2 separate regions of the Homo sapiens genome follow, and region 2 is linked to region 1. Evidence: chromatin contacts called from ENCODE Hi-C or POLR2A ChIA-PET data. All regions are on one chromosome and are shown on one strand. The core of a region is the stretch at or near the end of the contact, and the rest is flanking DNA. Distances in the headings are between cores, read along the strand shown. Region 1 overlaps COG7 (component of oligomeric golgi complex 7). Region 2 overlaps PRKCB (protein kinase C beta).

Evidence for each region. Hi-C counts contacts between places; a loop is a spot of excess contacts on that map. ChIA-PET counts read pairs that join two places held with the same protein, here RNA polymerase II (POLR2A). Pooled maps may share reads with other maps.
Region 2: a map of PC-9 shows a loop between it and region 1 (26-fold over the local background). The contact joins two enhancer-like sites. A Hi-C loop is called at or near these places in 2 of 168 maps with a recorded cell type or tissue (HCT116 and PC-9) and 7 of 50 pooled maps. POLR2A ChIA-PET finds 5 or more read pairs at or near these places in 1 of 52 experiments (T-cell).

The regions. Positions count from the first base shown.
Region 1 is chr16:23,433,925-23,439,537 of GRCh38, reverse strand. COG7 (component of oligomeric golgi complex 7) reads left to right here. Exons shown (of 17, transcript NM_153603.4): 5 at 4,820-4,902. Among named protein-coding and RNA genes, the nearest start is that of COG7, 16 kb to the left of the region's middle. Within about 2 kb of position 3,923, at least 3 of the 41 ENCODE cell types and tissues checked have a DNase peak (open chromatin) inside an H3K27ac peak, as active enhancers do.
Region 2 is chr16:24,032,289-24,038,182 of GRCh38, reverse strand. PRKCB (protein kinase C beta) reads right to left here. Exons shown (of 17, transcript NM_002738.7): 5 at 2,636-2,764. Among named protein-coding and RNA genes, the nearest start is that of MIR1273H, 170 kb to the left of the region's middle. Within about 2 kb of position 2,947, at least 6 of the 41 ENCODE cell types and tissues checked have a DNase peak (open chromatin) inside an H3K27ac peak, as active enhancers do.

The DNA.
Region 1 (5,613 bases), core at 2,674-5,173:
TTTCTTAAGGCTGAATAATATTCCATCTCATATATTACCACATTTTCTCTATCTATTCATCTGTTGATGGACATTTAGGTTATTTCTACCTTTTGGCTATTGTGAAGAATGCTAGAATGATCATGGGTGTACAAGTGTCTGTTTGAGTTCCAGCTTTCAATTCCTTTAGGGATCTACTCAGAAGTGGAATTGCTGGATCATATGCTTATCTTTTTTTTTTTTTTTTTTTTTTTGGAGACACAGTTTAACTCTGTTGCCCAGGCTGGAGTGCAGTGGCATGATCTGTCTGTTTGAGTTCCAGCTTTCAATTCCTTTAGGGATCTACTCAGAAGTGGAATTGCTGGATCATATGCCTATCTTTTTTTTTTTTTTTTTTTTTGGAGACACAGTTTAACTCTGTTGTCCAGGCTGGAGTGCAGTGGCATGATCTCGGCTCACTGTGACCTCTGCCACCCAGATTGAAGCGATTCTTGTGCCTCAGCCTCCCGAGTAGCTGGGATTAAAGGTGCGCACCACCACACCTAGCTAATTTTTGTATGTTTAGTAGAGATGGGGTTTCACCATGTTGGCCAGGCTGGTCTCGAACTCCTGGCCTCAAGTGATCCGCCCGTCTTGGCCTTCCGAAGTGCTGGGATTACAGGTGTGAGCCACCACACCCGGCCATATGGTAATCTGATGTTTAATTTTTTGAGGAGCTGTTATACTGTTCTCCATAGTGGCTGCACCATTTTACACTACCACCAGCAATGCACAAGGGTTCCAATTTCTCCACACCTTTCCAACCCTTGTCATTTTTTGTTTTTTTTTGGATTATAGCCATACTAATTAGTATGAAATGGTATCTTATGGTTTTGATTTTCATTCCTCTAATGATTAATGATATTGAGTGTATTTTCATTTGCTTATTGACTATTTGTATATTCCTGGAAAAATGTCTATTCAAATCCTTTCCCCATTTTTGTTTTGTTTTGTTGTTTTTTGAGACAGGGTCTTGCACTGTCACCCAGGCTGGAATGCAGTGGTGCAATCATGGCTCACCGCAGCCTTGACCTCCCAAGCTCAAGTGATCCTCCCACGGCAGCCTCCCAAGTAGCTGGGACTACAGGTGTGCACTACCACGCCCAGCTAATTTTTTGTTTTTTGTAGAGATAGGGTCTTGCTATGCTGCTCAGGCTGGTCTTAGACTCCTGGACTCAAACAATCCTCCCTCCTCAGCCTCTCAAAGTCCTGAGATTACAGGCGTGAGCCAGGGTGCCTGGCCCTTTACCCAATTTTATATTGGGTTATTTGGTTTTTTGCTGGTGAGTTGTAGAAATTCTTCATATATTCTGGATATTATTCTTTTATTGAATATATCTTGCAAATATTTTCTCCCATTCCATGGATTGTGTTTTCATTCTATTATTGATAAAATCTTTTGATGCCCAAGTTTTTAATTTTTTTTTTTTTTTTTTGAGATGGAGTCTTGCTCTGTCTCCAGGCTGAAGTGCAGTGGCTTGATCTCGGCTCGCTGCAACCTCTGCCTCCCGGGTTCAAGCGATTCTCCTGCCTCAGCTTCCCGAGTAGCTGGGACTACAGGCGTGTGCCACCACACCCAGCTAATTTTTGTATTTTTAGTAGAGATGGAGTTTCACTGTGTTGGCCAGGATGGTCTCAATCTCTTGACCTCGTGATCCACCCGCCTCAGCCTCCCCAGGTGCTGGGATTACAGGCGTGAGCCACTGTGCCCGGCCCCAAGTTTTTAATTTTGTTGTAGTCCAATTTATTGAGTGCATAGGTACCGTGGTGGAGTTTTCTTTGTTTCTGCTGATTCATGTTTGTGTGTGATAGTGCTTTTGTTCTGGGCCTGGTATTCACTGAAAAATAGTGGAATTTCCTTGGAAGCCCCTCCTTGTTTAAGAGCGCTTTCCTTTAGCCCTTGATTGAAAGTTTATATTCTCCGCTGTGCTCTTCAGTTAGCTAGAGAGAATGGCCTCAGTACTCATCTCCAGCCCTGTAATTCCCTCTCTTCCTCATTTGTTAATTCTTTATTTTGAGTCTTTTCTTCATTCACAGAATTCTAAGGCTGGAGCTGGGGGGTTGGAAAGTTACCATCTAGGAGCTTTGTTCCTCACATTCTCTTGTGAATTTGTGGCTACTACAGAGCTCACTTTTCTGGTTGGGGTTACATCCAGTTCTGTGGGGTTGGGGGAGTGGGAGTGGGGATGGAGAGGTGGTGGCTCCATGCATTTAAGCTTTTTTGTTTGTTTCCTTCTGAGTGAGCTGGCTTCTGGGAGCTGGTGTTGGATTTGAGTGATGCCTGGTGGTTCAGCATCATGGGTTTGGTTTTGGAGATAAGCAGTTTTTGACAGCTTTTGTGCACAAATTTGAATCAGGCTTGACTCTAGGCAGGACATGGATTCAGAAGGCGAAAATGGCGCTTTTGAGCTCCATAGGCTGCCTCCTCTGCTGGGCCGCAGTGGAAACAGCCCTCCCTCCCATGCCTGGCCCAAGCCCCCTTGGCCCCCAGTCTTTGGCCCTTTGTACTGTTCTGCACCACCCTTAGCGCCCAGACTTTTACCAGCTTCCCCACCCATTGTGGCCCAAAGTGATTAGATATCTAGTTGGGATTCTCTGAAATATGTAGTACAGATATTTTCCTGGCTTCAACGCAGATAAAACAATGTTTTCTTTTGGTGATTAATCTTAATTTTGGCAAGCATCAGGAAGGGTTCCCCCGCCCCACAGGTAATGTGCTGTTTATAATCAGCCATGTTTCCTGGAAGGCTGAGGTAGTTCTTTATCTAACAGTTTTTACTTTTTATTTTTTTTGAGACAGAGTCTACACTCTGTTGCCCAGGCTGGACTGCAGTGGTGTGATCTCGGCTCACAGCAACCTCCAGCTCTTGGGTTCAAGCGCCTCAGCTTCTGGAGTAGCTGGGATTACAGGCATGCACCACCACGCCTGGTTAATTTTTTATATTTTTAGTAGAGACGGGGTTTCACCATATTGGCCAGGCTGGTCTCGAGCTCCTGACCCCAGATGATCCACCCACTTCAGCCTCCCAAAGTACTGGGATTATAGTCATGAGCCACCTCACCCGGCCTAGCTAACAGTTTTTAAAGGGAATTCTCTGATAAATTTGTTCATCCCCAACATGTTCCCCTTTTCCATCTCCTAAAATGACAATGTGAGTATAGCCAAGTATACATGCCCAGTTCATTTTATATAACCAATGAATTCAGCTGATACACTGAAGCAACTTTTTATAGAATTATTTTAATTAATTTTTTTGCTTCTCACTGGTCAAACCCAATTTATAGAATTTTGTTTTTTGAGCTAGAATCTTGCTCTGTCACTCAGGCTGAAGTGCAGTGATGTGATCACAGTTCACTGCAGCCTTGTCCTCCCAGGCTCAAGTGATACTCCCAGCTCAGCCTCCTGGGGTTTACAGGTGCACATCATGCCCAGCTAATTTTTTCTATTTTTTGTAGAGGGGTCCTGTGTTGCCTAGGACATTTTTGAACTCCTGGGCTCAAACAGTCCTCCCACCTCAGCCTCCCAAAATGCTGGGATTACAGGTGTGAGCCACCACACCTGGCCTATGGAATAATTTTAAATGTAACAGGAAGATTCACTTATTTAAGTGTTCTTATGAAAATAATAAGCATTTTAAAGGCAAATATTCGTTTTCTAACTCATGGATTTCTGCCCATTAAGTCAAGTTCCACTGGCAGGTCTCCAGCGCTTAGCTGGGTGTCCCACAGCGGTTGCTGTTACAACATTTCCTTCTCAGCAGTTTATTGGGCTTCCCAGAAGTGAAGGGGAACAGAGCAAATATAAGAAGTTTGGAGACCTGTTAGCTCAAGGCTTTTTTTTCCCTTCTTTTGATATAGTTCTAAGGCTGTGGCATGTACATTTTGGCCAGAAGGGGGCGGACAGGAGCCAGAGGTGGCGCTGCTGTGCACACTATTCAGAGACTGCACTGAAACCCACCTTCCTGTCTGTCCAGCGGTGAGCCTGGAAGCAAGTGCTTTGCCCAGTCATTTCCTCTGCCCTTAGGGAAATATGTCAGAAACTACTTGATATTAAGCCCATAACTTGGGTCTTAGAATCCATTGTTATGTGTGGAATGCTAATAGTTACCAAATTATTTGATTTTATGTTTTGTTTTTTTGTTTTGCTTTGTTTTAGAGGGAGTCTTGCTCTGTTGGCCAGGCTGGAGTGCAGTGGCGCGATCTTGGCTCACTGCAACCTCTGCCTCCCGGGTTCAACCAATTCTCCTCCCTCAGCCTCCCAAGGAGCTGGGATTACAGGTGTGCACCACCACGCTCAGCTAATTTTTGTTTTTCTTTTAGTAGAGATGGGGTTTTGCCATGTTGGCCAGGCTGGTCTCGAACTCCTGACCTCAGGTGATCCGCCTGCCTTAGCCTCCCAAAGTGCTGGGATTACAGGCATGAGCTACCGCGACCAGCCCAAATTATTTACTTATTCCTCAAACCACCAGATATGTTGACATATAGCAGTTCAGTGTGTTTGCTTTTTTAAAGTTCCCATCTGGTATAATCGAAGTAGGAATTTTGAAAGACATAAATAACCTCTCAGTATCATGTTAAAATATGAATTCTGTGAGGAACAGTGGGGAATACCTTGCAGTATCTGGTTTTCACGTCATGCTTATTTTTCAAATTTATGATCCTCATGCATGAGTTAATTCAGTATCTAGGCAGGAACTTGTGAATACTAGCTTCCATATATCCACCTTCATCCTGGTGAGTTTTTTCTCATGTCTACACCAGAAAGGCTGGTAACAGTATATATACATTGTATGTTCTTTAGATCAGTCCAAAGTGTTTGTGAAGGTGTTTACTGAAATTGACCGGATGCCCCAGCTCCTGGCCTACTACTACAAGTGTCACAAGGTAAGAAGCTGTGCGCGATGACAGTTGTGCAGTTGTGGAATGCTCATAACTCTGGGTCACAGAATCGCAGGTTCATAATTCAGAAGGTAAGAACATTTGTCTCCTTGCCCTCTGGCTGTTTTTCTCTTAGTTAGCCAGTAGGGGGTGCTCTTGGTCTAGCATATGGATTTGTTTAATTGCCAGTTGGAAAAAGTTATCCGTTTTCATTCTCTTTTCTGTTTACAGCTGGATTCATTATAGACTTGAAACGTTGTTTTAATTTATTCTCATTTTTGTCTTTTAAGGGAGATTTATGTCTTAAGCTTTATTACACCCTCAGAAGGCAGTAAGAATTTCTCTTTTTTTCTTTAGAGATAGGGTTTCACTATTTTGCCCAGCCTGGAGTGCGGTGACTATTCACAGATCCGATCATGGTGCACTACAGCCTTGAACTCCTGGGCTCAAGTGATCCTCCCGTCTCAGCCTTGTGAGGAGTTGGGACTACAGGCGCGTGCCACTCCACCTGGCTTGGAATTTTATGTTTTCTAGGTTTGCTGAAGTTAGATTGCCAAAAAACTTGACAGCTTCCTGAACTGACCTTAATTCCTTCAAGTCCAGTGCTCTGTGTCTTTTAAGCAGTGATGTTAGGACATGAAGCTTAAACATACATGTCTGCCCGCTCTTGCCCCAACATCTATTCAGAAGAGTGATGGTGTGCCAAGTGGTTGCACA
Region 2 (5,894 bases), core at 1,698-4,197, 600 kb before region 1:
TGAGACGGAGTCTTGCTCTGTCACCCAGGCTGGAGTGCAGTGGTGCAATCTCAGCTCACTGCAACCTCCACCTCCCAGGCTCAAGTGATCCTCCTGCCTCAGCCTCCCAAGTAGCTGGGATTACAGTCGTGCACCACCACACTTGGCTAATTTTTTGTATTTTTAGTAGAGATGATGTTTCGACATGTTGCCCAGGCTGACTCCTGAGTTCAAGTGATCCACCCACCTCGGTCTTCCAAAGCGCTGGGATTATAGGCATGAGCCACTGTGCCTGGCCTATTGTTTTTTTCTTTTTCTTTTCGTTTCTTTTTTTTTTTTTTTAAACGTCTTGTCTTAAGCCACCCAGTTTGTGGTATTTTGTTATGGCAGCCACAGCAAATGGATACACCTCCTATCAGTGTGTCCTGAGAAGCGGGGGCTTGTGATCCAGGTTCTCAAAGTTCACAGCATATCTATGATTAAGGGGGAAGACTTTGACCTTGAACTTGAAGAAATATTGTACTGTACCACATCAGAACAAAGACTCCCTAAGGAATGCCCATAGGAGGTGCCCTAGCCAAACCACAAAAGGAATAAATACGGTGGAGGGCATAGAGAAACGAAACGAAACTAAACTAAACAAAAAAGTAACCTACTATATAGTACTTTTGAGTCAAACAGACCTAGGTGAGGAAATGTGTTTTCTGATGGGTAGAATGATAACTTAACTCATTTGAGTTGTTGAAACAATGTAAATCAGATACTGCCTGTAAGTGCTTTTCACAATGATTAACACATTTTAAAAACTAAACACATCTTAGCTATTGTTTTATTATTATTGCAAATGGTGTGAGCTCTTGGAATATAACTTCTCTGAGCCGTGGCTTCTTTGTTCATAAAACAAGAATAATAGAAGGTTGGGCGCAGTGGCTCACACCTGTAATCCCAGCACTTTGGGAGGCCGAGATGGGCGGATCACTTGAGGTCAGGAGTTCTAGACCAGCCTGGCCAACGTGGTGAAACCCTGTCTCTACTAAAAATACAAATATTAGCCAGGCGTGGTGGTGGGCGCCTGTAATCCCAGCTACTCAGGAGGCTGAGGCAGGAGAATCGCTTGAACCCGGGAGGTGGAGGTTCCAGTGAGCTAAGATGGCGCCACCACACTCCAGCCTGGGCAACAGATGGAGTCTCCCTCTCAAACAAGAATAATAGAGATTTCACAATGTTGTGAAGGTGGAAAGAGATAACACGTAAGGTTTAGAGCACTGCACATCCCATGCGGCCCATAAATGTTGGCTGCCCGCAGTCATGCTTTGGAACGAGTGTATTTCCCACAGAATGACACCAGAGGGAAGCAGAGTCTCATATTTGTCTCACCAGCATCGGGAACCTCAATCAGTGGGGAAAACTGGCTTCCCTTGAACCTGAAACTGCGGGATTTCCCCTGGGGCCCCCAAGCATCACACTGGGAGGCAGGCGACCACTTGGAGGAAAACATAATGCAATGGATTGCACATTTTCTAAAATCTCACTGGGCTTCACGAAATCTCAAGTTTAAAAGAATTATATTGTACAGGGATAAGTATTTTTCAGCTTTTACACAATCTACGTAAAGCCCCTCCGCAACCCAGGGCTCAATGCATCAGAGCTACTGAACCAGTCTGAGGCCTCAGAAACACTAATTTTTGCAAAATTAATCTCTTCCATGATCAATTTCCTGAGTTACCAACTCATAAACCCTTATTTATATTCATTAGATATATAAAGTCCACAGTAGTTTGTCACTAGCCTTTGAGAAGAAATTCCTGCAAAGTTTTAGCTCCACTCCCAGCCAGCTCAGTGCTGGTTATACCGGGGCTTATGGCTGAGTATTCCTCAAGCCAGTGCTGCTGAGTTCCAATTTTGCTTGAACTTCCCATATCAGAGCCAGGTATGTCTTGAATGCTGGGATACATGAGTGACAGCCCCACCACCACCACCACCACCACCACCAGCAGCTCCTCCTCTCACTGCATCTCCCAGGAGACTGTACCATCCTGCTTTCTAATTATCATGAAATATTTTAGACATGCAGAAAATATAGAGAATAATAAAATTACAGCATAGCCACCATCAGGTTCAAGAAAGAAATATTTCAAATATGTGGAAAGCCCCTGAATTGCACCCTCCAACCCTCCTCCTTCCCAAGATATTATATTCTCCAAATCTGGGGTTTATCATCAAGACTCCATTTTTCCTGCTGGAAAAGTTTGCGGAAGAAGCAAGCTTCCCTTCTCTGCTATCTGAGTAAAGGAAATGCAACTACCCATCCCAAAAGATTACTAAAAAAGAGTGGGAAATGAGAAGGAGAGAAGGGAAGTGGAGGATCCTGAGGAAGTTAGAAGTCCAAGGAACTCAGACGTCTCCTCTCTGAACCCAAGTCAGCCTGGGGTGCTGATGGACGAAGCTTTGAGGGTGTACAGTTTCTAAAGATCCCCCTGCTGCAGGGAGGGGCTGTCATGGGCAGGGCATGGGGCAGAAGCAGTGCCACACCCCCTCCCCGTCCCTGGACTGCCCCACCCCTCCACTGGACTGCCCCACCCCTCCGCCACCCTCCCCTTCTCAATCACACAGGTCAAGCAAGGTCAGGAGCCAGTGGAGCCCCAGGGCCACCTACCGAGGACAATGAGGACGTCCCTGTCGATGTGGGCCTGGATGTAGATGCGGCCGCGGCGCTCCGTGTGGTCCGTGCCACACAGGCTGGGAACATTCATCACGCAGCGCTTGTGCACATTCATCATGCAGGCTGTGAGGGCAGAGAGAGGGGATGTGGCTTAGGCTGGCCCAGGCTGGGGGCTGCAGACATCTGCCCCACCCAAGACCGCTGAGCCCTTCCTGTTTCCCTCCTTTGAGACAGCTGAGACACACGAGCCTGGCTGAGACCAACTTGCCTGCCAGGATCTCATCAGAAGGGCTTTTCCAACTCTTCCCCCTGAACCCTGATGGGCAAAGGAGGTAGAACTTGTCTGTTCCCCACCCACAGCCAAGGGTGCAGTCTGAAGCAAGCACACCCCACACCCCTTAAGGCTCTGAAGCCAGAGTCACCAACTTCAATGCTCACAGGCTGGCTGGTCACATGAGTGAGGAAAGCTAAGGGGGTGGCAGGGACTTGGCCAAGCCAAGTGGGAAACAGAGCAAAAACATTCCCCATTTCTCAACGTATGCAGGAATCTCGATGTGTACGTGACAGCTCTGATTTTTAAATATTAACAGCTAATAGGTTGGGCTCCCTGGAAAGAGTCTGAGACGGGGAGTTTTGAGCACAAGGTTTTTGGGGAGTGCTCTTGTGGGGAGAAGTTCGTTTGCCACGTGGATGCAATCAAAGCTGATGTTAGGGGGAGCCCAGAGCTGAGATGACCCTTCAGAGTTGTTCCAAACTGAGACAAGAGGGCTGGGCACCACAATCATCTGGTCTCCCTGGAAGAGGCATTATCTTGGGCAATTATGCAGGATGGGGCACTGCTGTGAACCACAGCTAGGGGATGGGGTGGGACCATGAAGAGGGGGTCTGGGCTGGCCATAGTGTCCACCATAATTAATTACAAGGAAAAAGATTTAGAGCCAGGGCAGGGTGGATAAAATGTGCCTATACACTGAATTTGGCCTTCGGCCATCTCTCATGTTATAGGATATCCACTCCCTCTGCGCACTCCTCCGTAGAGTATCTGTGTCTATTTCAATGTGGTGGGTGATTTCTTCTAGGTCTTGAGCAATAATGCCCCACTCCAGGAAGGTGTGCCAGGCACCCAGGATTCTCCAGGGGGACGCTAGTTCCAGTTGGAGAAGCCAGAAGGAGAGGCCAAGTCACCCCATGGGCCCCTATTTCAAGGGATCTGGGGGCAAGGGACCCTTCTCAGACCACCCAAGTCCCAGGAGGCAGCAGGCCTATTACAAAAACTAGAAATGAGTTGTGGGGAGGGAAGGGAGAGCCCTCTGGGACCTGAGCACCAGCCTGAGCTCCCACCCACCACTGTCTCTGAGGCAGGGACATTGTCCCTATATTAGGGCCCCATGTGTGGTAAGAGGAGCTGGTGTCCTGCAGGCAGAAGGCTCCAACCTCACTGTCCCCCTGTGGCTCTTGCCATGTTTCTGTGTCTGTCTCTCTGTTTCCACGTTGCTGCATGTCTCTTGTCTCTGCTGTCCCACTTCTGCACGTGGCTCACTGCCTTGGCCGTGTCTGTGAATCGGTCTGTTCCACTCTCTGCACTTGTCTCTGGCCTCTTTGTCTCTCCCTTTCTCCAACTGTGTCTCTCTGCCTCTCTCCTCCGTGTCTCTCTGTGGCTCTCCATGTGTGCTTCTGTCTCTGTCTCTGGTCTTTCCATCTCTATACCTCTGCATGAGCCTGTGTAATGGCGTCTCTCTCTGTGTCCATGCCAATCATTTTATCTTTTCTTCTTCTTCTTCTTTGAGAGTCTCACTCTGTCACCCAGGCTGGAGTGCAGTAGTGTGATCTCAGCTCACTGCAACCTCTGCTTCCTGGGTTCAAGTGATTTTCCTGCCTCAGCCTCCCAAGTAGCTGGGATTACAAGTACCCACCACCTTGACTGGCTAATTTTTGTATTTTTAGTAGAGATTGGGTTTTGCCACGTTGGCCAAGCTGGTCTCAAACTCCTGACCTTAGGTGATCCACCCGCCTCAGCCTCCCAAAGTGTTGGGATTACAGGAGTGAACCACTGCACCTGGCTTATCTGTTGGTCTGTGTGTCTGCCTGTCCCTCCTTTTGCCTGAGTCTCTCTCTAGCTGAGTCTCTCTGTAGCTTCCACGCCCCACATTCCTCCCTGTGTTAGGGTTGCATGTGTCCATCTTTCCCCTGCATCTGTGTCTGTCTATGCATGTGTGTTTCTTGCTGTCTGTCTTGCTCCCTACCACCCTTATTCACCCTCACAGTCCTCTCTGTCACTCTCTGCCCTATGACTTTCTCCCTCTGTCCTCTGGGCCTCAGGACCCTTGGGAGAGCAGTACCACTAGCCTCATGACACCCAGCCTGCTGCAGACCAACAGGTCTGTGGGAGCCACCAGCACCTCCAGTGTCCCTGTAGCTTTGTGGCCATAGCTCTCAAAGCCTGTCTGCTCCCCTGCCCCACAGGCCATCCGGGCCTTGGCCTCATAAAGAGGAGTCCTACCCCACCTGCCTTTCCTACCACATCCTGGCCAGAGAATGATGCTCTTTCCTCCTCCAGCACAAACCTGTGGGTGCTGCAGGGCCACAGGTCTTCTCCATGCAAAGAATGCATCAGCCCCACATCTCAATGCTGAAAACAGTGGTGGTGCATGGCTGCAGAAATGCCCATGATTTGTTCATGCCTCTGGGTGTCAACAGCCATGGACTGCCCCTTCCCACACTGTGACTGTGCATCTCACATGCCACTTGCTTTGACCAGTGGATCAGGAGCAAAAGACACAAGTAGAGACTTGAAGTGTGGCTGCCAATGGGACTTGCCCTCCTAAGAAACTCAGGACCCTGTGACCTCCGTGCATGCACGGAGGCTAGGTAGCCTAGCCCACTGAGGAGGAAAGACACGTGGCCTGGTCATCACCATCACCCAGATGACAGCCAGCCATCCTCCAGGACATGTGGGTGAGGCCACCATGGCCCAGACAGCTCCCAGCCCACCTCCATCTGCTAATCCACCATGAACCATGAGTTCATGCTTTATGAACATGCGTGACATCAGCTGAGGCCAGCCCAGATTCAAAGAACTGCCTTGCAGAGTCATGAGCTAAAAAAATGTTTATTGTCTTCAGTCACAGTGTTTTGGGGTGGGAGGATCATTATGCAGCAACAGATAACTGGTACACCAGCCCCAACGAGGACAGGGGGGAATGTATGGCAGACCTGGACCCCAAACCAAGTGGAAGCAGCCCTTCCCATTGCT